2 separate regions of the Homo sapiens genome follow, and region 1 is linked to region 2. A link is a loop called in an ENCODE intact Hi-C map of the cell type or tissue named here. Cell type or tissue: heart right ventricle. All regions are shown on one strand. Each heading gives the region's core, and the rest is flanking DNA. Links, peaks and the distances in the headings are about the cores only.

Region 1 (15,028 bases), core at 2,360-10,359, 110 kb after region 2:
CCTTACAGTCTTCCTGCGTCCCAGCCCTGTGCACATCCACTGAATAAGAGCCTGAGGAAAACCCCTCCCCAGGTGGCCCAGGACGGTGAGGTGCTGAGGCTGGGAGCCTGTGGCAATTTCTACACATCTGTTTTCAGCTTCCTAAAAGGTTCGATGTATTGCTCTTATAATTTTTTTAAATATCACTAAAGTATACTTACAGCATAGTACTCACAATCCTCTTATCCTCCTTATTTAAAAAAAAAAGTTTTTAAATGTTATTCAAGCAAAGAAAAAGGCAGTTCAAGTCCCACCTCACCACTGAAGCTTCTCATCCCATGTCTGCAGTGACAGCCATCACTGTCCACCCAGGCTAGCAGGGAACAGACATGGGCTTGCGGCATACCCCACTCATACTATAAACTACGCGTGTGCCAAGACCACGGTCTCTCAGTGTGTGCGCTCAGCACCCGCCTGGTAAGACACGGCTGTGCTCAACAGGCGCTGCGGATGGAATGACTAAAATGACAAAGACAGACGCCAGGTTTTAAGGTCACCCCCTTGACTACCACACCCCTCAGTCACGCCCTGGGCTGGGCCTTTGGAACACCCTGAGCTGTGGCCTCCTATCTGCTGCCCTTTGAGTTTCTGATTAGATGGTTTACAATTATACTGGCAGGGTTCATCTGTCCATTCATTCATTCCCGAGTTTATAGCCTAGGAGGGAGCAGAGAGAAGATAAAGCCAAGGAGGCAGTGGACCCTCCAGGGTGAGGAGGGAGGGAGGCAGTGTGTGTCGGGCTCCAGTGTAGACTGGGCCTTGACCAAAACAGGTAAGCAGAGGCTCAGGAGCAAAGGGTGGGAGTGGGGCGGAGGGCAAAGCGAAGAATTGTGTTGACTTCAACTGGACTAAGAATTAAGAGAGATAAGGGGCCTGTGTCGGGGAGTGGAAGGCAAGTGTGGGTGGGACGTGAAGGAGTAACCAGCACTCAGTGGAGCCCTGGGGACATTAGATTTGGAGGCATGCTTCTGCTGAAATTGCTGAAATTGCTGAAATTGCAGGGGGCAGCGGCACACACTGGACACGAAGACACTTTTATCAATGGGGTTCCGGGAGCTGCTCCTCCCAGACCTCTAGGTGTCCACTGTTAGTCACCAGCACAAGGTACTGGGGACAATCCTATAGTTCCATCAGATGGCCAGGTCCACATTGTGCATCTTCCCTGCATGAGGTAGGGAAGATGAAGGTCTGAGGGACAGCAAGCCAAGGTCACAGACTTCCAGGAGCCCTCAGCATGGCCCCACGTCTACGCCGCCATCCACCCCTCCACAGTCCTTTCTCATCAGTGCATAGCTGCTCTGTGCAGCAACACGCACAGGAGCTAAAGCCTCCCAACAAACCTCAGCCCAGAAGAAAATGGAGACCACTGCAGTTCACCAGCTCATGTGCATCGCTGCCAGGTGCCAAACCCAGATGCACATGCACAGCGGGCTCCAGCATTGTCCCCAGCCACCCTGGCTCTCATTCTCCAACTCCTGACGGAGTCTCACTCTGTCGCCCAGGCTGGAGTGCAGTGGCGCGATCTCAGTTCACTGCAACCTCTGCCTCCCAGGTGCAGACGTTTCTCCTGTGTCAGTCTCCCAAGTAGCTCGGACTACAGGCATGCACCATCACACCCGGCTAATTTTGTATTTTTAGTAGTGTTGAGGTTTCACCATGTTGGTCAGGCTGGCCTCGAACTCCTGACCTCAGGTGATCCACCCTCCTTGGCCTCCCAAAGTGCTGGGATTATAGGGGTGAGTCACCACCCACCCCGTCCCTCCAGCTCCTAACCTTCACGTTTTTCTTGCCTGTGCCAACTTTCCCAGTGGCATACAGCCTGCTGTAACACATCCCATCTTTGAAAACACAACCCTCCTTGAATGCCTACCCAGCCTTCCCATACCTGGCCTGTCTCTCTGCTGTTCCCCTTATAGGAAGCCTTCCTCAAAGGCTGACTATAGTCACTGCCCCTTACCCCAAGGTTCATGGGCTCCAGAATCCATGTTCAACCCATCTCACTGCAACTTTCCATAAGTCACCACCTAGCCATAGCCTGTCAGACCCAGTAAGGGACACCTGTCCCTCATTTTATTCCAATCCCAGCCGCATTTGAACACACCATCTCCTGATGCATTTTCTTCCCTGGTCGCTGTGACCCCGTGCCCTACCTCACTGGTCCTGCCTTTGCCTCCTTTGGAGGGTTTTATCCCCTTGGGTACTTCTAAGTTTCAGGGTGCCTGGGCTCCGACCTGCAGGTCCTCCCTGTGAATGCACCCCCAGGCCGGCTGTCACCCTTCCCACCACCTGTCTGCCGGCTGATGGTCCTGACCACTCCAAGCTTCTTCTCCCCTGACCTGCTGAGTCCTGAGCACCACCTGCTCCCACCTTCACTGGGCCATCCCCGAAGCACCGCTCACTTCAACCCTCCAAATAAGAACTCCCAGTTTTCTCCCCAACATGTCCTCCCTGCTGCTCGGTCTGCACAAATAGCACCACTTCCCCACACAGTCAAGTCTCAACCTTGGGGCTCCTTCTCTTTCTCTTACAGCACACAGCCAATCTGTCAGCAAGCCCTGCAAAATAAAGCCCCAAAAAGGCCCAGTTCCCCGGTCTCCACTCCCACCATCCTGGTCCACCCACCACTGAACTGACCATCTCTGTGCATCCACAGGCCAACCAAATGGAGCTTCTTAAGACAGGAATCAGGACATGACAATGTAGCACAAAACCCTCTCCAGCTTTTAGAATCTACACCCTTAAAAAATAAATAAATGAAAGTTCTTTTGGCCAGGCGCGGTGGTTCACACCTGTAATCCCAGCACTTTGGGAGGCCAAAGTGGGCAGGTCACGAGGTCAGGAGATTGAGACCATCCTGGCCAACATGGTGAAACCCTGTCTCTACTAAAAATACCAAAAAAACTTAGCCATGTGTGGTGGCGGGTGCCTGTAATCCCAGCTACTCGGGAGGCTGAGGCAGGAGAATCACTTGAACCCAGGAGGCGGAGGTTGCAGTGAGCTGAGATCACGCCACTGCACTCCAGCCCGGCAACAGAGGGAAACTCCATCTCAAAAAAAAAAGTTCTCTTCATGAGCCCACAGACCAATGTGATCTAGCCCCTGCCTGTCTCTGGCCTGCTCTCCAACCTCCTCAGCCAGGTGCTGCCTCAGGACATTGGCACTTGCTGTCCTTACAAACGGGCTCACTTCCCCCAGATCCCTGCTCAGTTTATGCCTCTCCTGCATGAGGCCCTAGGGAAAAGTCCATCCACCTTGGTCTTACAGTCATCGGGTATGAAAAACTCACCTCTAAGAGGGCATAAACTCTAGTCCATCTGTCCATCCGGTTCAGAGGGATCCCCCTGCCTAGAACACAGCTAAGGATTTGCTGAATGAATGAATGATACTCCTGATGGGCCCTGGCACACAGACCACCTACTGGCCCATTCCAGGTTTTTCATGCTCTGACCAGAACACTGCAGTATCAACTCTACCCACGTCCCCGCCCTCCCACCCCATCCCCACAACCTAGTTACTTCGTTTGGCTCTTGACAGGGGTGCCAGACCCATGCCTTGGTCTCCTCTCCCCTCTTCCATCCCTCCCACCCATCCCCACTCAGCTAAACATTGGTCCCCAAATGCAACACTGAGGTCTCCCCTGCGAGGCCTTCTCAGGGTGGATCGGGCAAGGTCTTCTGGCCCCAGGCCTCAGGGCCCCACAAAAGTTCTTACATCACAGGGAAGCCCTGCACCCTCACCCTGCCCTTCACCTATCCAAGGCCCAGACGCGAGAAGGGGTCCATGCCTGTTTGCTGAATTAATGAAGGAAGGAAGAAGGGAAATGGGAATAGAAACACGGCCCCATGGTTCCATGGCCAGCAATGTCCACAGGAAGCCTTGATGTATGGAGAGGGCTTGGTGAACTGCACAGCCCTTTGCAAAAGATAAACGCGTAGAACAAATGGGTGAGCAGCCAGACCACAGGATCCGTCCTGTAAGGCGGTAACCTTGGCTTGCTGTCCCTCTGACCTTCACCTTCCCAACCTCATGTAAGCAAGATGCTGTCCCTAGTTGTCCCACAGCAAGACAGCTAGGACCAGGAGATAGAAGCACAAAGACACATTTGCAGCAGGGTCTCAATGGGCAAGGCACATGAGAACAAAATCTCTATGTTCTCATTTCAAACACATATCACAATGGTCAATTCTCCTTCAAGGAATGTGTTCTAAGGCAATGACCATGCCTGGAAAGATCTACGTGGAAGGGCAGGGTACAGAATTATGCACAACAAAAAAGGCTGGAAGCAGTTTTAATAGCCAGCAACTGGGCTCTGGTCATTTTATGGTACTAACATAGAATGGGATTCGAATACTATGAAGTCACTAAAAATAATAATCACATCCATATTCACTTATATGGAAAACGCCCATGGGATATTAACAAAGTTACAAAACAAAACAGACCTAAGTTTTGGTCATTCCTAAACAGTCTTACCCCACTCCTGAGGAGTCATGCCACCCCAAAGAGACAGAATTTTGCTGTGGAGTGACTGAGCACATCTCCCAAGTCTGCACCCAGCCAAGGAACATGAGCTCACTCAGAAAAAGGGCAAGGAGGGGCTCAGCCTCTTGGGAGCCTGGGTGAATAGCATTCACCAGACCTGTGGGAAGCGCCAGGAAGATCTTCCTAAAACACCCGGTTCCTTCAGGAAGCATCTCCTCGGAGTGCCCCTGCTTCTTTCTCAAATGGGCAAGGTGGGCTCCCTGCTGCACAGAGGGCAGACAAGCTCTAGCACCTGAGCTCCCGGGCAGAAGGCTGGCCTGGTGTCCACTTCCTGCCGCTGGACTCGGGAACTGAGCAAAAGCAGGTGGCTAGACCCTGGGCACGTCCTGAAGGTGGAGGCCCAGTGGGGCACAGCCATGGACTGGATGGTTCTGTCTCACTCCAGGTGTTTCCTTAAGCAAATGGGGAGACCACGGAGGAGGTGGGTGAGGGCACAAAACGTCATGTGGCTGGAGCCCTGGGTGTGGCCACCTCAGGCCAAAGGGAAGGAGCTAGAGTTCCAGCATAGCCACCAGGAGCAGGGGAGCCTTTGGCTGGGTCAGGGTTCAAAACTACAGGCAAGGAGACCCCCAGTGGAATAATTCATGCCTTGGGGAGCACTTTGAAAAGTCATTGGACAGTCTACAATGAGAACTACGAAAACATTCGCACTGCAGACCCTGCTCTTTCCACACCTGTGAATCTCAACTCAGTAAGTGTCCACAGACAGGAGAGAAACAACACCCCACACAGGCAAAGTTAAGTCAGCAGACCAAGGTTCACACTGTGCACATGTGTGTTAGATAAGTAGAGAGTAAGAAGTGTGCAAATTCATGGAATGGAAGTATGGCTGTTATCACCCTAAATTCTTGCACTTGCAGAGACTGAAATAACAGGGAATGACGTCTGCTAAGGCACAGCTGGAGCGGGGCAGGGGTGGGGTGGAGAGGGAGGCTACAAAACCGTGTGTCCACCGGGAGCGATCCTTGGCCTCTCTGCAAATGCACTTCTTGTGTTGGAGTGCTTTTACAAGGAAAATGGAAACATTTAAACAGACATTGAAAAGGGGCGGCATTCTTACCCACCATATTTATCTGCATAAACCTCCCCACGCCCATCACATTCTTCTGGCACACCTAATTCATTTCTTTTTTTTTCATTATTTTTCTCCTGAGGCTATTTTGGCTGCAAGATAGATTCTAACAGAATAACAGGGATTTAACAAATAAAAGGAATGCTTAGGGATGCGTTAACAGTAATCTTGCCAAGCCAGGAAGCCGTCTAGAGCTTGGCACATGAGTGAAGGCGAGAAACAATTTGCCTGGAGAAACAAGAAGAAAAATAACAACAAAAAATCACTCTCTGCCTCCGTTGCAGAAATCAACAAGACACACACAGGCAGACAGACCTCGTTTTATTGTGCTTTGCTTTATTGAACTTTGCAGATACTCAGTTTTTTTTAACAAACTAAAGGTTTGTGGCAACCCCACGTCAGTGCCATTTTCCCAAAAGCATGAGCTCACTTCTGGTCCCTGTGTCACATTTTGGAAGCTCTCACCATATTTCAAACTTTTTCATTATTATTATATCTTTCATGGTTATTTGTGATCTGTGCTCTTTGATGTTACTATTGTAATTGTTTTGGGGTGCCATGAACCAAATCCATATAAGACTGCGAACTCAATGGATAAACGTTCTGTGTGTTCTGATGCTCTGGACTGCTCTTTCCCTCTCCTCGGACCTCCATATTCCCTGAGACACAACAACACTGAAATCAGGCCAATTAATAACCAGTAGTGTTGAAGTGAAAGGAAGAGTCACATCTCTTAAAAGCTAGAAATGAGTCAGCTTAGTGGGGAAGGCATGTGCTCAGACAGGCTAAAAGCCAGGCCTCTCATGCCAAACAGTTAGCCAAGGTGCAAATGCAAATGAAAAGTTCTTGAAGGAAATTAAAAGTGCTGCTCCAGTAAACACACCAATGATAAGAAAGCAAAACAGCCTTTTTGCTGTTACAAAGAAAGTTTGAATGGTCTGGATTAGAAGATCAAACCAGCCACCACATTCCCTTAAGCCAAAGCCTAATCCAGAGCAAGGCCCTAACTCTCTTCAATTCTATGCAGACTCAGCAAGGTGAGGAAGCGGCAGGAGAAAAGTTTGAAGCTAGCAGAGGTTGGCTCAAGAGGTTTAGGTAAACAAGCCGTCTCCATAACATAGCAGAGTAAGGTGAAGCAGCAAGTACTAATGTAGAAGCTGCCGCAAGTTATTCAGAAGATCTAGCTAAGACCATTGATGAAGGTGGCTACACTAAACAACAGATTTCAATGCAGACAAAATCAGCCTTCTATTAGAAGATGCCACCTAGGACTTTCATAGCCAGAGAGGAGAAGTCAATGTCAAGCTTCAAAGCTTCGAAGCACAGGCTAACTGTCTTGTGAGGGGCTAAGGCAACTAATGCCTGGAAGTTGAAGCAAATGCTCATTTACCATTCTGAAGATTCCAGAGTCCTGAAGAATTATGCAAAATCTATCCTCCCTGTGCTCTATAAATAGAACAGTAAAGCCTGGATGACAGAACTTCTGCATACAACATGGTTTATTGACTATTTTAAGCTCACTGTTGAGACTTACTGTTGAGCTCACTGTGGAGACACTACTGCTCAGAAAAAAAGAGATTCGTTTCAAAATATTACTACCTGTTGACAATGCAGGTGGTCATGCAGCAACTCTGACAGAGATGTACAAAGAAATGAATGTTGTTTTCATGCCTACTAACACAACATCCATTCTATGGCCCATGGATCAAGGAGTAATTTTGACTTTCAACTCTTACTTTTTTTTTTTTGAGATGAAGTCTGGCTCTTTTTGCCCAGGCTGGAGTGCAATGGTGCAATCTCGGCTAACTGCAGCCTCCGGCTCACTGCAACCTCCACCTCGAGGTTCAAGCGATTTTCCTGCCTCAGCCTCCCGAGTAGCTGGGATTACAGGAGGCTGCCACCAAGCCTGTCTAATTTTTGTATTTTTAGTAGAGACGGGGTTTCACCATGTTGGCCAGGCTGGTCTCGAACGCCTGACCTCAGGTGATCCGCCCACCTCGGCCTCCCAAAGTGCTGGGATTACAAGCGTGAGCCACTGTGCCTGGCCCTCAAGTCTTACTTTTTAAGAAATACATTTTGGGCCAGGTACAGTGGCTCACACCTGTAATCCCAGCACTTTGGGAGGCCAAGACGGGTAGATCACCTGAGGTCAGGAGTTCAAGACCTACCTGCCAACATGGTGAAACCCTGTCTCTACTAAAAATACAAAAATTAGCCAGGCATGGTGGCGGGTGCCTGTAATCCCAGCTACTCGGGAGGCCGAGACAGGAGAATTACTTGAACCCAGGAGGCAGAGGTTGCAGTGAGCTGAGATTGCGCCACTGCACTCCAGTCTGGGTGACAGAGGAAGACTCCATCTCAAAAAAAAAAACAAAAAAAAAAACAAATCTGGAAAAGATTCAACAGTCCAGATGCCTTTAAGAACATTTGTGATTCATGAGAGGAAGTCAAATTGTCAATATTAACAGGAGTTTGGAAGAAGTTGATTTCAACCCTTATGAATGATCTTGAGGGTTCAAGACTTCAGTGAAGAAAGGAGCTGCAAATGTGCTGGGAACAGCAAGAGCACTAGAACTAGACGTGGAGCCTGAAGATGTGACTGAATTGCTGCAATCGCATGATCAATCTTTAATGGATGAGAAGTTGCTTCTTATGCATAAGCAAAGAAAGTGGTTTCTTAAGATGGAATCGGGCCGAGCACGGTGGTTCACACCTGTAATCCCAGCATTTTGGGAGGCTGAGGCAGGTGGATCACAAGGTCAAGAGATGGAGACCATCCTGGCCAACATGGTGAAACCCCGTCCTACTAAAAATACAAAAATTAGCTGGGCATGGTAGTGTGCGCCTGTAATCCCAGCTACTCAGGAGGCGGAGGCAGGAGGATCGCTTGAACCCGGGAGGCAGAGGTTGCAGTGAGCCGAGATTGCGCCACTGCACTCCAGCCTGGCAACAGAGCGAGACTCTGTCTCAAAAAAAAAAGAATGGAATCTACCCTTGATAAAGAAGATGCTGTACATATTATTGAAATAACAACAAAATATTTAGAAAATTACACAAATGTGGTCGGGCGTGGTGGCTCAAGCCTGTAATCCCAGCACTTTGGGAGGCTGAGGCGGGTGGATCACCTGAGGTCAGGAGTTCCAGACTAGCCTGGCCAACACGGTGAAACCCTGTCTCTACTAAAAATACCAAAACTAGCCGGGTGTGGTGGCAGGCGCCTGTAATCCCAGCTACTTGGGAGGCTGAGGCAGGAGAATCGCTTCAACCCAGGAGGCGGAGGTTGCAGTGAGCTGAAATCATGCCAACACACTCCAGCCTGAGGGACAAGAGCAAGACTTTGTCTCAAAAAAAAAAAAAAAAGAAAGTTACACAAATGTAATTGTGTAAATGTAATAAAGCAGCAAGAGGGTTTGAAAGGACTAATTCCAATTTTGAAAAAAGTTCTACCGTGGATAAAATGCTATTAAACACCATCACATGCTACAGAGAAGTCTTTCATGAAGGAGTCAACTGACGTGGCAAACTTTATCATCGTCTTATTTTAAGGAATTGCCACAGCCACCCCAACCTTCAGTAGCTACTGATCCGTCCAAAGCCATGAACTTGTAGGCAAGACTTTCCATCAGCAAAAAGATTTTAACTTGCTGAAGGCTCAGATGATTGTTACCATTCTTTAGCAATAACGCATTTTTAAATTGACATGTACATTGTTTTTCTAGACATACTGCCATTTTCACACTTAATATAACTACAGCTTAGTATAATCAACTTTTATATGCACTGGGAAACTAAAAGATGTGTGCAACTTACTTTATCTCAATATTCATTTTATTGCAATGGTCCAGTTGGCACCAAACTGCAGTATCTCCAAAGTAAGCCTGCACACACATAATACACACATGCACATTACATGCACATAGACACATACATGTAGGTGTGCATGCATGCATGCACGGTATACATGTGTGTGTTCATGTGGACACACATACACTTGTGTACATATACATTTAGGAACGTGCACTTACATACACACATACGCATATAAACACACACAAAGGCGGAGGCAACCAGTTGGAGTTCAGTGTGTGAATCCCATGTTCAGATTCTCCTTGAACCCACATGCCCTCTTTTGTAGAATAACCCTGTTGACAATTGAGCAGTAAGAGGTTCTAGTAAACTGCAGAAGATCCTGGAGACACTTTAAAATCAAAACGTGATTTTTAAAAAATTACCTTTAGTAAAACAAGTCAGCTACTCTAAGGAGGTTCCCAGATAGATTATTTAGAGTCCTCATCCTGAGACACACTAAGGGCCAAGACCCCCTGAGCAGGGGTCTCTCCAGGCCATCTGGGGACAACTCTGCACCCCCATGAATGTGGGTGTTCTGCCTGTCCTGGGGCCCTAGGAGCCTCCGGCCTGAGTCTGGGCATCTGAAGCTCTGAGGTAGGGAACCGAGGACGACAGAGGGCCCCACATCCCTTAGGCCCAATCCACAGGCGAGCATGATTATTATTTTGTTGGTTGTTTGACTTTTCTTTCCCTAAGCCCATAATTGTGACTTCCTCCCAACAAGTTCCTCCGGTCAGTGGGTACATCTGAGTCACACTCTGGGGGCAGGGGCGAGTGAAGCTTCCCAAGCTGAGGGAAGCAAAGCAGAGGCATAACAGCTGAGATCTTCAGGGGCTGCAAAGTGCGGGCCCCAGGCCAGACGCTGCCCGCTCTCACTGGCTGGGCTGAGGGGAATGCAACCTCCCATAAACCCAAATGGCAAAACTCCACAAGTCTTTGGTACAGTGAGCATGGCATGCAAGGAAGGAATGGCACCTGGCGATTCTCAATGCAACGGTGCTGGGCAGAAGGGCAGGTTGCAGCCAAGAGGCCCTACTCCCAGCCCTCTGTCCTCCAGTCCCTGCCACCAAGCCATGCCCCCCACAGACGATAACCAGGAGCAGCGGGGGCGGGGAGCAACAGAACCTGACCTGTGCAGGGTGTGCAGGGTGCCTAGTCCCCATCTTCCACCAGTTGGTGATGCATCCGAATCCTGATCTCTGCCTGGAGCACATGAGGAGGCTCAGATCCACCTTGGACAAGTCCTGCAAATGTCCAGGGTCAGAACAATCCTTAAGACCAACAGTGCGTCTGGGAAAGTTTACAAGCGTCCTACGTAAGGGAGAGGCTGACTTTTCGTCTTTCCTCAGGGTGCAGTCACGGGTGATATGCACAGCTTTGTCAGAGGCTTTGAAAACCAGCAGCCGCCAAGGCTACTTCCACCAGAACCATCAAACCTGCCTGCAGCGAGCTCACAAATGGACCTTTCTGTCCCAACACTACTATTTAACCCAACCCTCACCCATCTAGGGGGTGCTATCTTTTAATCTTTCAAATACAGGAAAGGAAGAGTCACAATGTGGAACGAAAAAAATGGTCCTGTCCATTTCTGCAATGCCTTTCCTTGCAACACATACAGAAATCTATCTTAAGTAACAACCAGGTAAAGCACCCATATGGGTAAATAACTGAAGGTTTTATGGGAATATGACGTGGCAACTGGCAGAATACTCTCTGGGATTTTTCATCCTAGTTTGTTTTTTTAAGTGCCAACTGACTTCTCTGCCTACTAATAATTGGAGGCGCTGGGGACATTTGGAAATGTGAGGACATTTTAACCATCACCACCACTGGGGTGGCCACTAGCATGTAGTGGGAGGAGGTAGGGAGGCCACGCCATTCCTAGAGCAAACTGTCCAACAATGAATTATTCCACACCACATGCCATGAACCACGCCTTACTGGATTACATCCACAGTTCAAGAATGTGTGTCATGGAATTCTCCAGAGGAAGTCTCCAAACTGGAAGGATGGCCTCTTTTCCAGAGGGCTGCGTAGAAGGCCTGCGGTGAGCAGGCCTCGGGACATCTCTGCTGTCTGCCCATCGTCCCTCTGGCAAATGACAAATGACGAGAACTTCTGCACCACTCCCACCCCCACCAAGGAGGCCTGAGCACACGAGGCAGGCCCAGGCTGGCCCTCCACTGTCCACCCCCATGTGGGTGCTGACGCCTGTATACAGGACACTGCTTCCTGCAGGCAAGAATGAGGGAGCCCGATTCTAGCATCAGAGCCTCTTGTAGGTTCCCAACATAAAAGGAAACAGGGTATTTGCCGTCCTGATAAGAGCAAGCTACAGCAAGCCGGTGCCGAGGAGGATCAAAGAGGCTGCGCCACCTCCTAGGAATGCTTCCTCGGCCTGCATTGTTTTCTTCTTTTATTCTTACCCCAGGGCAAAAAGCAAAGCTCCCAGTCTGTGCCTCATTTCAGGCTAACTTGACACTTGGCAGAGGGTCCCACACCCTCCTCCATGCAAGAGTGGGTGCCTCCACCAACCCCAACCCCTTTGTGTCCATCAGCCCAACTTCAAAGAGGCCGACCCCAGCACCTCCCCACCCTGCAGTGGAGCACACCTGCAGGGACCAAGAAAGGCCCAGGTTTTCATTCTAAGGACTTGGGGTTCAGGCCCACCTCTCCCATCACCTACTTGCAAATTTCCACCGACTCCTGTTTCGTCGATGGAAAAACTGGGACAAAATAACCACAGCCTCCCTGGGCAGGTTTCCCACGCATGAGGAGAGGACAAGGCCCACTGCCTGGGGCCCCCCTCAGCAGAGGGTCCCAGCTCTGCCTCCCCAGGGTCCCACTCTCCCACACAGCCACCCTATGGGACATTCCTCTGTGTACACCTGCAGGAAAACCCTGCTCAGGGTCCAAGTCCAAGCCCTCCTTGGTTATGTCCAAGGCCATGAGCAGGAGGAAGCTTTGCATGACCCCCTCGAGCCCTTCCACTCACCTGGTAATGGCAAAACTGGCCGCAAATCTCCCAGAGCCGAAATCTCCCCAGAGGGAGCCCAAGGGAAAGCACTGGAAGGCAGAAGCAAATCTCGCAACGCCCGTGTATATAGACCTCCCATGTCACTCTTCCAACCCCATGTTTAATGCATATTTAAATATACAGACAGGCAGGTCGTGGTGGTTCACACCTGTAATCCCATCACTTTGGGAGGCCAAGGTGGGCGGATCATGAGATCAGGAATTTGAGACCAGTCTGGCCAATATGGTGAAACTCCATCTCTACTAAAAATACAGAAATTAGCCAGGCATGGTGACGCGCGCCTGTAGTCTCAGCTACTTGGGAGGCTGAGGCAGAAGAACTGCTTGAACCTGAGAGGTGGAGGTTGCAGTGAGCCAAGATCACGCCACTGCACTCACACCTGGGCAACAAAGCAAAACTCCATCTCACAAAAAATAAATAAATAAATAAACAGACATCAAGACACATGTTCAGATTTTTAATAATGGGAGCGGGAGAATTCTCCAAGGGACAGCAGAGGTGGCTTCACAACATTGCATCTTAGGAATGTGCCCTTGGCGAGTTCCAAGAACTTTCTGGTGCAGGGCGGTGCCTCAGCCTCGTCACATCATCTTTACGCACCCCAGGACTATGCAGAGAATGGAGAACAAGAGGCAGGGATGGGGGCTGGAAGGGGCTAAAACAAGAGCCACAGGAGCCAATCTTACGAGAGGCCAGCCCTCCTGCTCTACATCTCTGAGGCCTCCATCAAAGTTCACAGCATCCTATGGCCCCAGTCTCCCTGGGGCCCTTGTCCATCTCTGCACTCACCTCCTTCCACTCCCCCTCATTCCAGGCCCAAGCTCCACCATGCATCTTCATCAGGGCAATGGGCAGCCTGGGGACCAGGACACGCAGAGAGAGCTGCTGTAGCATAGGACAAGGAAACCCTGGCCTTCACATTCGGCGGTCGAGCAGCCCTGATGATCTGATGAAGCTACAAACCCTGAGAACAATCCACACACACTACACCTAGCATGAAGGGATTCACGATGCTGCTGAGGGCCACTGGGGCCCCAAGGTAGGAAGCTGGGTCTACACCACCTGCTCCACCCCCGCAGGACTGCAAGAGCCGGCCGCGGGTCTCCCTTTGCAGCCCACCTCAAACTGGGCTTTTCTGCATCATTGCCATGGTCAGAATGTCTGTGACCCGCCCCCCTACCCCCAATTCCTATGTTGAAGACCTGAACCCCAAGGTGATGGTATGAGGAGCTGGGGCCTCAGGAAGGTGGTTAGGTCATGAGGCTGGAGCCTCAGGATGGGCTTAGGGCCTCATAATAATGACCCCAGGGAGCTCCCTCACCCCTCTACCATGTGAGGGCACATAGAAGTCACCATCTATGAACCAGGAAACAGGCCCTCACCAGACACCGAGGGCCTTGATCTTGGACTTCCAGCCTCCAGAACTGTGAGAAATAAATTCCTGTCGTCTATCAATTGCCCAATCTAAGGTATCAGGTTGTAGCAGCACAAACCAATTAAGATATCACTCTGTCCAAAACCTGGTGTTTTCATGTCTTCCATAAATCTGCCCAACCAAAGCCCTAAACCTAACTTCTCACCCGGTGGCATTCTCCCCAGACTCCCTTGTCCACCTCTCTGCTGCTGTCAGGGGCAACCAGTCCTTGGCCGACTCTGCCTGTGGTCCCGCTGGCTGCTCCTGCAACCCTCGAACTGGGATCCCAGCACAGACATCAGCCTACAAATGACCCCCTTTCCAGGGGCAACAGCAGCCCCACCTCTCAGCACCCCTAACTTGCTCCTCTCAAACCCACCCAGAACAGTGTCCTTTCTGAGGTCCTGGCTGGGGGACTTGGGAATGTCCTGGAGCCTGGAGCCTCCAAGTCCTCAGTGAGGAACCCAGGCGCCACCAGATCCATCTAGAAACAGGCTGTAATCCCCAAGCAACCCTGTGTGACCTTGTGTGACCCCCACATCAGGCAGGCCATGGGTGTCCCCATACACAACTGCCAGACCCCTGGCCTCTGATGTCAGGTCACAGTGACTGCTCACCCCAGGGATTTTCAGGTGTGACTTCATGAAAATATCACTGTAACACCAGAAGTAAACTGAGGCACAGCGTGGTCACCTCTTTGTCTAGGGTAATAGGGATAGGACGTGGTGCGACGCTGGTTGGGCAAACTTCAGAGGGTAAGCTAGGACAGATGCTCATGCCTCTGTAGTCCCACACACCTAGGTTTATTCTTCTGTAGCTCGAGTGCAATATTCTAGTGCTTTGTCCTTGTGTCTCAGAGTTGGACACATGGAGCACAGGATGCTCAAATCCCTGGCACCTTATTCTTAGGGGCCTGAATCTTATCACACTGCCTTTGGCCACCACTGGGAGTGTTAGAGACTGTTGTGTTCCACTTCTCTAATGTGGTGGGTGCAGGGTATGCTGAGGACTATGCAGGGACCCTATGGGACCACCCACCTCAGGATTCAGCCTCAGAAACTTCTCTACTTTCCAG
Region 2 (15,028 bases), core at 4,692-12,691:
GCGGGAGGAGGAAGCATCATGTGTATAGATTTGTTCTATACATATATATTAGTATTTATCATCTATACACACGATGCCGAGAAACACACATGTACGCAAAACCAGGGAAATGTGAGTGAGGTCCGTGGACTATACCAATGCCAACTTCCTGACCTAGATATTTCACTATTAGTGTTGTAAGATTCTCCCACTGGAAAGACTGGGTGAGAAGTACAGGAGATCTCTGTATTATTTTCACAACTTCCTACGAATCTCTAACTATTTCAAACTGAAAAAAAAGTAATTAAAATAATTGATATGAACAATTCCTAATACTCCTTATCAAGTCACATTCCACAAAGACTAGTAGCAAATTATTTTTGCACAAAATAAGCATTGTTTACATTTTACAAAATGCAGAATATAAAGGGATGAACTCTGTACCTTTGGGTTAAGCTTCGTAAGGTCATATCTCTTTTCTGAAAGGTTTAATACCTATAAAAGAGAGGAAAAATTGCCTTGCATAAAATAGATTTTAATATTTTAAAAATTAATACTTTAATTTTTATTTAATTTTAATTAATACTAATTTTTTAAAAAAATATCTAAAATCTTCACACTCACAAATCAGGGGGAAAAAAAGCTTTTAGACAAATCCTTGACATCAGAGATGAAAGCAGAAAACACATTGCATTTTTACATGATGTTTCCCTTCCAGGTACCGAGGATCAGAAAAGATTGAAAAATACAGACTTGTGTGGTCACAGAATAAAAAACAAATAAAATAAATAAGATAAGGATGGCATACAGAACCCTTACACATAAAGTCTATATTCTACTTCTTCAACTAGTATTAAACCAGGCGATTTACTGTGTTACTATTTTTTTTTAATTCTCATGGCTACAAAATATCCCAACATATAGGATACACACACACACACACACACACACACACACACACACACACGTATAAAATATATAATATAAAATATATATACACATATATATAAAATAAATATCACGGTCTTGCTCCTGACAACACAAACTGACCCGATAGAGAGGTGGTACATGGTGGGGAAGGCTGTCCCTCCTCTATGGCCTGGTGGCCCCAGGCCTGGAAAGGGCTGAGTTCATGCCCGGCCAAAAGCCATGGCCTAAGTTCACTGAAAAATCACAGCCATTTGTGGAACCTTGCTAAATACTCAAGTAGTTCAAAATGAAAATAATAATAATAATAATAATAATAATAATAATGTTCCAGCAGCAAGGAGCCTTAAAAATTAACTAAACGTCCCTCTCACTTCAGAGTCAGAGATGTGAGGAAAGTGGAGGGTGGGGGCTTGTCCTGGTCACCCAGCAAGCCCTGTTTATGACAAGGGGGGGCGCTGCTTTGTGACCCACAGTTCATTTCTAACCCTGCACAAGAAAAAGATCCCTGCCATAGCCATTTTGCAGGGAGAGCTCTGGCCCTGACAAGGCCCCACAGACAGGTGCTGGCCAGGGCTCCAGGCCCTCTGCATGGTCTCTTTGGGGAAGGGGGACTGGGGAAGAGGGGAAGGATGGCCAGAGAGGAGACTCAGGATGCGCTGACCAGCCTGGGAGTGGCTTCCAAAGGAAGGAGCCATGGTCCTGCAGAGCACACCGCCTCAGTGATGAAGGAGGAAGCCCTGAGGAGGAGAGGGCCCCTGGTGAGAGGCACCACCATCAAATGGGGCTTGGCCACCACTTCCTGTCCACTGCCAGGTCACAGACAAGACGGGCTTCAAGACCAGAAAGAGGCAGGAGCCTGAGTGAATCAAGGATCGGGGAGGGGTCAGGACCCAGGTAGCACCTGGGCCAGGGCTGCTCTGGCATCAGACGGAGGCCACATCCTACTCTGCCACTTGGGTCCACCTCTCCCAGCCACTGGTGCCCCAGTCATTGGAGCAGACCAGCAAGGAAGACAATGAACACCTTGTAGGTTTGCAGGGCAGATTAGCTTTACCACAGATAAGGAGGCCTCCTTACTAGAGATAACAAGGCAGGTAGAGAGAGGGTGCCAGGGAGCTGTCATTCAATCCCATTAGTGACTGTTGACAGCAGAAGGAAGTCAGCCTCCACCTGGGCTACCAACCATGGGAACAGAAAACAAGGGGCCAATCAGAGGGTGAGAGATGGTGAGAGGCTGTTCTGTATTATTCCTCAGATGTGGCTCCACCATCAACTCGACAAGTGTGTTTTGAAAATCAAGCTGTCTCCTTGTCTCCAGGGCAGCCCCTGGTTTCTTGGGTGCCCACCTAATTTGTCTTCCTAATTTCTGGCTCAGGAGGAGAGTCACAAGTTTGTCTCTTGATACGAGGGATGCAGCATGGGAGCGCAAGGGTGGCTGGCTGGGGACATGTCCCAAGGCACTGGGGAGCCAGCCTCACTGATGAGTGCAGGACAAGGCAACAGCCATCCCTGCGGTCAGCAGTCGTGTGTCCCTGAAAGCTACCTACAGAGACACATAAGTCTCCTCCCCAGGCGTGGCAGCAGAGAGACAGAGGACGAAGGCGCCACGGACAGCTGTGTGAGCCCAGGCCCTTGAGCTTCTCCCTCATGTGTAAACCAGTGTTCTGTGAGTGCCCATCCCTACACAGTGCCTGCTGCAGAGCCTGCCCAAAGGCTCCCAGAGCCGCCCACCGCTCACCAGGTAGTTGTCCCCGTGCTTGGACTTGAGCATGCGCGTGACCTCCTGTAGGTTGTGCAGGTAGGACTCCTCAGAGCAGCCGGCAGGGAAGGACACAGCGATGATGCGCTCCGTGATGTAAGTGAGGTCCAGCCCATGGCCCTCCTCCATGGTGGGACTCAGGATGACGGGCCTGCGAGAGAGCAGTGGGCAGATCAGAAACAGGGTAAGGAGGCAGCAGACATTCATCCTCTAGGAAAAAGGTGAAGACGACGGACACTCATCCCCTGGGTGTTCACATCAGCACCTGGGCGGCCAGCTACGGGAATTTACAGTGTGTGCAGCCTCTGTGCTGTGTTCCCATAACAGCGGGCAGTGTGGGGAGGGGCACAAGATTGAATTTTCCTAGCAGGGCATGACGGGGTACCGCAAGCTGCGGTCAGGGAACGCACAGAGAGAAAGCAACTCAGAGCAGTGACGCATGGGCTCAAATGCAAAAGCACGAAGGCGGGAAGGACTCTTTGTGGTTACACTGGGAGCAGGAACAGGGTTCCAGGCGGGACTCCTGGAGTGGGAGCCTCAACCCTGCTCTGAGGTGTCAAGGTCGGCACGAGGGGGCACCGGGAGGGGGCCAGGAGGAAGCGGAGATGGTGTGAGCAGAAGCCAAACATCAGCAAGCAGCTCCTCGTGTCCGTATGCGGCATCCTGGGGGAGGTGCGGCCAAGGATGAGGCTGGTGAGGTGGCCAGCTATGGTCGTGGAGGACCCTGCAGGCCCAAGAAGGAGGCAGGACCTCACGTGGAGAGGGGACCAGCTGGGGCATAATCAAAGCGGCCTTTCATCTACTGAGTAGCAACTCAGCAGACTCCTATCAGAAGGCTAAGAGCTCCATGGGGCCCCGCTGGGACCCCACCCAGCTAGCCACAGGCCAGGTGGATGCAGGGTAGAATGTGGGGCTGGCCACCCAACCAGGTGCCCAGGTGGCCAGGGCAGGCCCCCAAGTGTGAGATGAAGACTGTGGAGGAGGGAAGAGGGAAGAGGGCAGAAATGGTCATGTCATGGCCAGCAGGCTGAGGACTTGGGCAGGACTGGCAGTGTGGAGTCAGGCACCCAATGTGACTGGAGACAAGGGCCTCCCACAGACCACAGATTCTCCACCAGCCCTGTGGGCCCCAGGGAGGCCTGAGCCCCTCCCAGGAGTGCTCCTAACATTATGGCTGAGGGTGGTATCCAGGAGGAGGTGGAAAAGGTTCCAGGGAGAGGGGATGGGGTTGAACCCAATCGGTGCCCCCATGAGGTAAAGCCAGAGGCATGGGTGCACGGGACGTGTCCTTAAGTCCCTCCAAAGTGCTGCCACCAGCTTTGGGGTTTTCATTTTTACTACTCCTATGTGTTTCTCTCTTTCTTTTAATTTTGGAAAAATTCAAAACCATATAAAATGGTTTTGCAAACCTCCATGTACCCACATCACCTAACTTCAAAATTACCAACACACAGCTAACCTCTGTCCATCAATATCTCCAGCAATCTCCTCCACCACTTTGATTGCTTTAAAGCAATCCCAGATACTATGTAATTTCATTTATAAATCTTGCAGAATTTATTTCTAAAAGATAAGGGCACTTTTTGATTAAAATGTCTACAATGCCATTATCACACCTCAAAAAGAAATAATAACATCAAACATCCAATACCATACATTTATTTTTATTTTTATTTATTTTTATTTTTTCGAGACAGAGTCTCGCTCTGTCGCCAGGCTGGAATGCAGTGGCGCAATCTCGGCTTACTGCAGTCTCTGCCTCCTGGGTTAAAGGGATTCTCCTGCCTCAGCCTCCCGAATAGCTGGGATTACAGGCATGCGCTATCACACCCAGCTAATTTTGTATTTTTAGTAGAGATGGGGTTTCACTGTGTTGGCCAGGATGGTCTCGATTTCCTGACCTTGTGGTCTCCCCACCTCAGCCTCCCAAAGTGCTGGGATTACAAGTGTGAGCCACTGTGCCCGGCCCATACATTTATTTTTTAAGGTTGATTTGTTCAAATCAGCATCCAAACAATTCCCAAGGATTTTGTTTTCTCTACCTTATTTATCAGACATGGATTTCATTCCAATTCAAATGTATTGAACACTGTTAGAACAGAAATAAAGCGCTTCCTACGGTCATGAGGATCCACAGTGAGTGCCTCTCCAGAAGATGCTGGCTCAGGGCCCCCCTCATCTGCTCTAAAGGGGCTCTTGCCAGCACACCCTGGAGTCTCCCCCAAAAGTGACACTTGCACAATCAGGCCTCAGCAGTGCAATTATTTATTCAAAGACAATCACAGGTGTTTCTACCACCTGGGCTTCTGACCCTGACACAGCATTTAGAAACGGACAGAAAACCTGGCCTGTATCACCTTTGATTGGCAATGTTTACAACCAAAGCAGAAATTATGATTTCTACAGAAGAAAATGATGCCATGCCCAAGTTTCCTCTGTAGAGAGCTGACCTACAGCCAGAGACACAGGAATGCATGACCCACACAGACACTCACCGCAGAGGTTTATCACGGCAGAGAGAACTGGACAGCGTGGAACTCCCTGGAGCCTGCAAATAACAAAACAAGGGTCATTTTGAAGTTTCCTTTCCTGCCAGTCTACATGACACAGACACCACTGAGAGGGAACAATGACAGCCGTTCCACAGTTTAATCATAAACAGCAAGTCAATCGTAACTACAAGCCCACCTTATCACCTCAGAAGGGTCTACACCATGTTGTGTGATTCAGCTCACCAGAGGACGCAGTGCCACTAACCAGCATCAGGACGGGCTTTCACAGGAGCCAGTGAGGCCACCCTCCAGTCAGGGCAAGGTAGGCATCGCTTGGCCTGCAAACAGTGCCCTGCCCTCCAACACAGGAGGTGCCAGATGACACCAGCGCTATGACTATCATGGCTGCTATTATTTACTTGAAAGAACCAATTAATGAGTGACTTTCAGGAATTCTCAGTCATACCTACTCTTTTTTAAAGAGCCTATTCAACAGGGAGAAAAGACTCGGGTTATAATTACTTTATAGTTATATAACTCTTCCTTGTGTGTAAGGGTTGTTATATACTATGGTGACAGAGATCTACTATTTCAGGAAAAATGCCCAGCAACTGTGTGAGTAAGAAGGCTCTTCAATATTTCAGAAGTGAGGAAATTGGGACTCAAAGAGGGAAGCGATCTTGTCAGATGGCAGAGGTGAATGGGGAAACCCAGACACCCACTACAGGGCTCCCTCAAAGTCTCTTTCTGCCCCAAGCCAGGTAATGCTGCACACAGGAGCCCAGAGACCCCCGAGTTGGGGGGACACAGAGCCTCCGGCACTCCTCCTGCTCCCCGATCAAAGCAGGCCCACAGACACCACCATCAGAGGCATCAACACCCCCGATCACACCTGGGATCCCACTCAGGCAGGTGCAGCTCACCTGGACTCCTTAGGCAAGAAATGAACAGAAAACAAATTCTATGTATATTTCGGAGACCAACAATACAGATGTTTTCCTGAAATCATACCAATGCAAAGCCTAGCGCCAATTCCAAAACCACAGAGATCATCGTCTCAGCCTCCCAAGACAGGGGCAGGATCTAGGGGCGTGCTCTTCAGTTCTACACCAAGGTGCCGGTGAGCTCAGCCCTGGGTCCACCTCCTCATTGTTTTTCCCGGGAAAGCCCCTTGGCCACTCCACTTCTTTGTCTCCTGCCTTTTGAAGTGAGAATAGTAACAGACAGGGCCAGTCTCATGGAGCTGTCCAGGGATTCACTGAGGTAATTCTGTCAATGGCTTGGAATCCAGCCTGGCACCGCATGGCCACTGCCCGTGCTGGGCAGACCTGGTCAAGTGAAGTCCCGTGGTCTCCAGACCCCGCCCACCCCTGACATCTGAGCTGCACCCCCTGCTCATCCCCTATGCCCACAAAGCTGCAGGAGGCTCCAAACATGTTCCTCTGATCTTCTCAAAGCCCTAACCCAAAGCCTTTCACAGCTCAGACTAGACAGCTACAAAACAGAAGACTACTCTTTTGCCTAGTAGAGCAGCAAAAATAAAAATCTTGAAAACATTTTTTAAAGTTTTGATGAAATATAAACAGATGCAAGATTTCAGAGGACAACTTGTCAGTGTGTATAAAAAGTATTTAGAATACGGCCGGGCACAGTGGCTCACACCTGTAATCCCAGCACTTTGAGAGGCCGAGGCGGGCAGATCACTTGAAGCCAGGAGTTCAAGACCACCCTGGCCAACATGGTGAAACCACGTCTCTACTAAAAATACAAAAATTAGCCTGCGTGGTGGCGCACACCTGTAATCCTAGCTACTCGGGAGGCTGAGGCACAAGAATCACTTGAACCTGGGAGGAGGAGGTTGCAGTGAGCCAAGATCGTGCCACTGCACTCCAGCCTGGGCAACAGAGCAAGACTCTGTCCCAAACAAATAAACAACAAAAAAAAAGTATTTAGAATACAATCCCAGAGTAAACTGAATGCACTAAAATGAAGTCTCCGAAAAGGTAAGGAAATGATACATCAAAAACCCGTTTAGGTTAATTCATACAATCTGTACATGTAACACTCAAATTCAAGCAGCTCAGATGCAATCCTAATAGAGCCAATCTCATTATGGGGAAACTCAGCTTAACCAGGGTCCCATTTAATTCAAAAAAGTATTCAATAAGCCAACATCTCAGGGGAGAACAGCAAGGAGTTTGATCGACCATGGTCCTGGGTCTTACATGAACCCACCAGGATCTGACTATATGTGTCCCACATCTTCACCAGACCACGCATCCAAAATACAGTGACTCCCATTGCAATGCCATGCTGGAGTACACTGGCCCAGTTCCTACAAGTGGGCTGTCGCTTCAGACCCTATGTCACGCTTATCATTTGACCGTGAAAGACTGGCACGCAACTTAACATATAAACAGCATTATATAACTCATGGGGCAAAACTATTTAACTCTCACATGACACATCATTCCAAGATGACAACCACACAAATACGTGACTGCTCACTGCCGGCACCAACGTGATGGGGTAGGAGTGTCACCGTCCCTCAGGCGGGGCCCTGACGGCAGGAGGGAAGGAGGGAAGGGTCCCAGAAGGCATGAGGACTCTGCTGTCCCTGACGGAACCCAGGGCCCATTTCCTCAGCTGCAGAGTGAGAAGGGCAGGTCAGACAGACCCACGGGATCTTCTCAATCCAATAGTCTCTGAATCCAATTCAGCATTATAGGCCTCGATACAGTAACTCCAATGTTCAAACCCCGAAACCATACAAATTGCAACCACTGCCAAAAAAACAAACAAAAAAAACCTTTTAAACCAATAGTTATATAATTTCTAAGGTCAAGGCCAATGGAGGAAACTGTAATCTGTGCTATCACCACAGGGAGGCCCCAGCACCTGAGCTGGTGAAAAGTCAGAAAGTGTTGAATTGCACAAAGTTGCTTACATGAAGTGTTCGGAAATGCAGGGTTCCTGTAAAGTGTCCCAGCATTGCCCAGAGACACCCCTTCCTTAACCTCTGTATTGGGAAGAGGGGCAGGAAGGAGGAATTCAGCCCGTCCCCCAACATACCCAATTTTCTATGTAAGTCTACATCCACTTAAAATCGAGGCGAGAAACCCAGCACAGCTCAGGGCCACCCTCCAAAAACACAGACAGCTTGACACCCACTCAAATCCCCAGCCCCAGACCCGCATCTGTCCACCTCATGCCTCCAGATGTGCAAACACAGGTCTGGCCACCTCCAAGGCATGTGGTGCTCAGCAGCTTCCATAGCACAACCCTGAAGAGCATTGCACGGAGCCCAGCAGAAACCCCAGTAAGCAGACATCACCACCCCTATGTTACATGTTACAGGTTGGTAACATAGGGATGGTGATGAGGAAATGAGGATTTGGTGGGCGGACGTGTTGGAATCCCACAGTTAAGCTGCAGTAGCACCTTCTGACACCAAAACTCTGTTCTCCTTCCATCTCCTGGCTTTCAGGTGGTCCACACCCTCTCCTGCACAGGCTGCCCCTGAATCACATGAACATCAGTGAGGATAAAAGACTCTTGCTTGGGGGAGCTGTTCTAGCCCCGTGCCAAAAAGGGCAGAGAAACTATGGCCCTTCCATCACTTCCAAGTCAGCGTCTGAGATCTCATGTGACTAAAATCCCCCTGAATCATTCAGGGGTTAAATCTGGAACCAAGTAGAGGACATGCCTATGACAGGTCCCCCTGACACACTGGGGTAGAACCCCCTCAGCTGCTTTGACTTGGACTAAAATGAGAACCAGGCCCCATACTGAACTGGAACTGCCGCCAAGAGTTTCTGAAATACTGTGCTTGTCAAGAGGAGACTCAGGGATACAATGTCACTGTAAGTCTTTATTTGAAAGTAAACAATACACCTACACTTGGGTTGCACAAATCTAAACCCTGTGTGTGCACCATAATGCATTTCATGACTGAAGGATGACTGAGAAACTAACTTGCTATAGGTTATATTAAACCTGGCTCCTGAGAAACCCGAAATCCTAACCTCATATAAGGTTTAAAAAACTCTCTCTACTTGTAGGCACCAGTCCTGCAAATCTGTGTTGCAAACTCACTCTCTAGGTGTTTTTTTCTTTTGTTTTGTTTTGTTTTGAGATAGAGTCTTGCTGTTGCACAGGCTGGAGTGCAGTGGCACGATCTCAGCTCACTGCAAGCTCCACCTCCCAGGTTCATGCCATTCTCCTGCCTCAGCCTCCCAAGTAGCTGGGACTACAGGTGCCTGCTACCATGCCCAGCTAATTTTTTTGTATTTTTAATAGAGGCAAGGTTCCACTCTCTAGGTGTTTTGAAAAGAGAGCTGCCTGCTCACGTCCTCAGAAGCCTTCCCAAGCTGTGGTTTCCTTGTGGACCCTATCGCCAATGTCAATCAAATCCAAGCCCTTAGTGATTAGAGTTTCCATGAGATAGAAACACAAGTTGCTTCTTTTGTTCTCTTGTTTTCCAGGGTGAAAAAACCCAGACAGCAAAGCCTCCCACCCAGCCTCTGCCCAGCCCATGCCTCCCTCACCTGTGTCCCTGTTGGCATGCTCTTATCACAGCCTTCAACACCCAAATAAGAGAAAGAGAAAAGGGAGGCCCAGGTAGAATCTGTGGTTAAGGTTAAACCTGCAAAAGGTAAGCCTGCAAAGACCGCCCTGTTCCAGGCTGCCTTTTTTTTTTTTTTTTTTTTTTTTTGAGTCTCACTGTCGCCCAGGCTGGAGTGCAGTGGCATGATCACGGCTGACTGCAGCCTCTCAGTGACTTCTCGGGCTCAGATCATCCTCCCACCTCATCCTCTCAAGTAGCTGGGACTACATGCATGTACCACCAAATACGGCTAATTTTTGTTTTTTTTTTGTAGAGATGGGGGTCTCGCCATGTTGTCCAGGCTGCTCTGACGCTCAAGCAATCCACTGGCCTCGGTCTCCCAGAGTGCTGGGATCACAGGCATGAGCTTCCGTGCCCGGCCAGACTGCTCTTTAGAAGCATTTTCCTTCTACAGGTCCTGGAGCTCATCCTGGCCACGTGACAAACTGGCCCCATGGGCTCAATGAGGTCAATGAGGTCACTAAACTCCCTTTCTCTTCCGGTAAAATGACAGCTGTGGATCAAACACTTGGAGGTCATCCCAGTCCTGGACTCCCTGAGTCAGTGAGTGAAAAGTGAGGAGAGGCATTCCTCAGATAAAAAATTAGATGCACTGCCTGGAGGGTCATTCTGGTTCCACATATGTTTGTTTGTTTGTTTGTTTGTTTGTTTGTTTGTTTGTTTTTGAGATGGAGTCTTGCTCTGTTGCCCAGGACAGAGCACTTCCTAGTGTGTCACAGCAGTGGGCGAGAGCAGACTAAGCGGCAGGAAGGCAAAAACACCTCTTTTGGGAGAAAGTAGCCTAGCCTTATGGCAAAGCACACAGGCTCCACATCAGGCAGTCTGGGTCCAAGTTAAGGGTCCACCGCTTGGCACCTGCAGCCTCAGGAAAGGTCCTCCACTCGCCTAGGCCTCATCTCCCTCCTCTTTCCAGGACTGTGCGCTCATGTCCCGACCTCACCTTGGAGTTAGCAATCCACGCATGGCACACTAGGGCAAACCTGCTTTTCACAGTGGCCCTATGGCACATGGTCCTGCAGTGACCCTACAGTTCTCAGTCCCGCTGTGCCCTCCTGCAGGGCGCCATCCTGCAGTGCGCTATCCTAGCACACCCTAGGCTTCACCCTAAAGACCCTACCCTAAAGCCTCATCCCATCCCACAGCGCCCCACCCCACCACGCGCCATTTGCCAAGACCAGCGGACAACTCTAGAACATGTGATGATGCTCGCTCTAGTATCTCTATGAGAACCATGCTTTCCACTGTGAACTGCGGCTTCTTGCTCAGGAGGACAGCCCTGATCAGAAGGAAGACCTGAGCTTCAAAGAGTCTTTCTGCACATCTGGGAGCAGAACAAGGGAAGAGCCAAGCACATCCACCTAAAGAAGGCAGAGAAGACAGCAGGAGGCTGGGGGCCCTGGCAGAAGGAGGGGAGGCTGTGGACTGCTGGGACTGAAAGGGCCACTGGAGATTCCCCAAGGCCACTGCCAAAGCACATTTCCAGAGCAGCCATCCCTGGAGCTGCTCCCTTGGCTGTCACATCAACACCATGGCCACCACCCGGGCAGGAGTAAGCACACTCACCAGAAAGCCAGCAGCCTCCTCTGCACTCACCCATGTGGGGCATGCAGAGGGGGAGCACAGGGAGGAGGGAAGAGTGAAAGACACAGGCCCCATTCCCTCTGCAACAAAACTTCCTTGAAGTCCACGACGTCCCAGGGAGACATGGGATCCTCCCCAGGTGGGGTGGGATCCCAGCTGGTTTGATGTTCCTCTCCACAGCTGAGGATCTGGGAGCCCCCACCTGACAGGAAGGTTAATTTCGAGACAAGCTTGTAATCAATGAGAGCCCAACTCTGGTGGGAATTCGATTTTTTTTTTTTTTTTTTTTTGAGACAGAGTCTCACTCTGCCACCCAGGCTGGAATGGAGTGGCACGATCTCGGCTCACTGCAACCTCTGCCTCCTGGGTTCAAGCGATTGTCCTGCTTCAGCCTCCCGAGTAGCTAGGATTATAAGCACCCACCAACACACCTGGCTAATTTTTGTATTTTTAGTAGAGACAGGGCTTCACCATGTTGGCCAGGCTGCTCTCGAACTCCTGACCTCAGGCAATCCACCCACCTCGGCTTCCAATGCTGGGATTGCAGGCGTAAGCCACCGCTCCCAGCCAGAATTTGGTTCTTTTTTAACCTATGTCCTTCGACTGCTTGTTTGAACAAATCAACAGTTTCCAAAACCTCACAGTATAGTAATGAAATCTGAAATCAGACAGACCTGGGTGTGAGTCCCACACCACCTGCCAGCTGCAGAATCTTGGGCCAGGGCACTCATGAGCCTCAGTGACCCCATCTGTGGAGCGGGACAATGATGTCTCCCTTGTGAGACTGTTCACAGAATAAAGACAAAAATGTCCAATGCCTGCCTGAGACTAACAAGCCAGCCTTGCTCACTGCAGATTGTCCCTGAGCCTTGCACTGTATGTTGCCGATACATCCAGTTAAACTGTACAGAATCTCTACTGCCCAGGGAAGTCACTGCTCGACGTTCAGCACTGTGCGCCTGGCACGGGTGCGTATCCTGCAGGTGGAAGGCAGTGTGAAGAGTAGAGTCAGCTGCAGCAAACCAAGCCTATGTCGTGCAATTAATGCTAGTGCGGCATTTCAAATGGAGCATCCTTCACTGACGTCCCATTGCCATGGGGTGAAAGGCAGGTGCTCAGCCTGGTCCTCAGAGCCCTGGGTGAGCCAGCCCCTGCCTCCTCATGTGCCTCCCTCACTCCCTGTCCCTACCTTACCTGCTGTGCTTCCTCCTGCCCCAGGTTCTTTGCACATACCACACAGTTTAGAATGCTCCTCATTCATGTATCCCAGCTTTACCTGGTTAACTCCTGTGATTTCTCAAGCACTTGGCTCAGATGGCAACTTCCAGCAAAGCATAATCTGATCTCCCTACCCGACCTGAGTCATATGTTCCTTTCTACTTTGGTCTCCTTTTTGTTTTGTTTTTGTTTGTTTGTTTGAGACAGGGTCTCACTCTGTTGCCCAGGCTGGAGTGCAGTGGGGTGATCTTGGCTCACTGCAACCTCCATCTGCCGGGTTCAAGTGATTCTCCTGCCTCAGCCTCCAGTAGTTGGGATTACAGGCGCCCGCCACCACACCCGGCTAATTTTTGTATTTTTAGTAGAGATGGGGTTTCACCATGTTGGCCAGGCTGGTCTTGAACTCCTGACCTCAGGTGATATGCCCGCCTCGGCCTCCCAAAGTGTTAGGATTACAGGCGTGAGCCACCACGCCCAGCCCTGGTCTACTTTACTGTGCCGACCACAACTGCAAGAAAACAACTAACTGTGAATTCTCGTCTGAGCTCTACAGCCCCCTCCCATGCGGATCCAGCAGAGGCACTGGCAGTCTAGCTCCCAGAGGTATCTCTAGCCTCTGGGGCCGCACTCTGCACACAATAGCCACCCAGCACAGCAGTCTGTAGAATGAAGAAAGGAAGAAACGAACCACTAATCCCAAAGTGGCTGTGGAGTCATCTGGCCATCTGAAGAGGCATGAGGATGCTGTTATTAGATTTCAATAACAGACAGCTAGTTAGCTTTAGTTTTGGGTTAACAAAAATAAATGTACCCATTGACTTTAACAGGCTTATCTAAAAGAAGAATAGGATGAAAAGCAGTGACATCTGCTCCTTCCCAAGGTCATAACATGGAATAACTGGGGCCTATTTAGGAAGACAGTGCCCACAGAATAGCAATGTGGTTAAGCATCAGCTTGACAGCTCGGTAAAAGCTAACAGTGTGACTTGGATACACATGACTATAAACTGTGGATTTTTCTCACCCACTGAGCTGACCTCAGTACCCTGTGCCTACTCAAGTACTGAAAACGGTAATACACATTTTTTAAGTGTTTTCTCACATAATTCCCCAAGACTACCCTTTAAGAAGCAGTCCCCTTAGCATCTCTGCCTCCCTAAGACCCAAGACCCTGGAGCAGAGGTGACCATCCCTCTTCCCAGGGGGGCTCTGACCACTGGCAGAAAGCAGGTCTCCACTATCTGCCAGGCCTCTAGCTACAGCCCAGGCTGGCCAAAGAAGCAGTAACTAGCACTGGCCCTCACTCCTGCTTACCCAGGGGCCAATATGGGTGCAGGGCAGTGCCAGGATAGGTTAAACATGGCACCCCGTTCCCTGCCTCTCCTTGTCCTCACTGGCTTTTGGTGAAGAGGAAAGAAAAGAAGCCCTTGGCAGGGCATGGTGGCTCACACCTGTAATCCCAGCACTTTGGGAGGCCAAGGCAGGGGATCACAAGGTCAGGAGTTCAAGACCAGCCTGGCCAACGTGATGAAACCCCGTCTCTACTAAAAATACAAAAATTAGCCAGGTGTGGTGGCAGGTGCCTGTAAACCCAGCTACTTGGGTGACTGAGGCAGGAGGATTGTTTGAACCCAGGAGGTGGAGGTTGCAGTGAGCCAAGATCATGTCATTGCACTCCAGCCTGAGACGCTGTCTAAAAAATAAGAAAAAGCAGCCCTTTTATGGACGTCATGTTAGGAATCCCAGCAAGGCCTAAGCCTGCAAAGAGAATATCAGCTCCCCTGGGTGTCCCCAGGGCCTGTGCGCTGCTCCTAGCAGCCTGACCAGCCCTGAAAACTAGCAGTGTAAACAGCTCTGTAAAAAGAAACAAAAGGCCAGGCACAGTGGCTCACGTCTGTAATCCCAGCATTTTGGGAGGTGGAGGCAAATGGATCACTTGAGGCCAGGAGTTCGAGACCAACCTGGCCAACATGGCGAAATCCTGTCTCTACTAAAAATACAAAAAATTAGCCGGGCGTGGTGGTATGTGGCTGTAGTCCCAGGTACTCCAGAGGCTAAGGCAGGAAAATCGCTCAAACCCAGGAGGTGGAGATTGCAGTGAGCCGAGATGGTGCCACTGCACTCCAGCCTGGGCAACAGAGCGAGACTCCATCTCCAATAAATAAATAAATCAAAAGAAACAAAAGCCACGGATAAATCCACAAGGAAGCAGGACTATGAACAGCCCGGTGACGAGAGACACAGATCACAGCTGCCGGGCCATGTGTGAGGTGAGGACAATTAAACAGGTTGGGCTGAGACACCTCTGCACATTCTGTTTTTGTTTCACCAAGCAAATGGAGAAGAAATAAATGTAAAATCTTTTTCAAAGGCAACAACCTGAACAACATTCAGCTGGCAAATTTCAAGGCATTTATTTGTTCATCCTTCATTGATTCCTCC

The links. Peaks named below come from ENCODE experiments on the same cell type or tissue, not always from the same donor. Only the 100,000 strongest peaks of a DNase experiment are listed, where the experiment ranks them.
Region 1: it touches region 2 in a loop (2.0-fold over the local background); 2 of 110 quality-filtered maps call a loop at or near these places.

The regions. Positions count from the first base shown.
Region 1 is chr7:47,546,405-47,561,432 of GRCh38, forward strand. The region is part of intron 1 of TNS3 (tensin 3); the gene reads right to left. Among named protein-coding and RNA genes, the nearest start is that of TNS3, 28 kb to the right of the region's middle. RefSeq lists enhancers at 9,930-10,658, 11,387-12,114. In heart right ventricle, for the core only: no CTCF peak of the experiment used is centred there; a DNase peak (open chromatin) is centred at 5,507; H3K27ac peaks cover 945 bases.
Region 2 is chr7:47,436,840-47,451,867 of GRCh38, forward strand. TNS3 (tensin 3) reads right to left here. Exons shown (of 31, transcript NM_022748.12): 5 at 5,164-5,216; 6 at 2,648-2,819; 7 at 424-474. The coding sequence starts at 2,797. Among named protein-coding and RNA genes, the nearest start is that of SNORD151, 20 kb to the right of the region's middle. RefSeq lists an enhancer at 10,511-11,011. In heart right ventricle, for the core only: a CTCF peak has its summit at 8,048; no DNase peak of the experiment used is centred there; H3K27ac peaks cover 2,853 bases.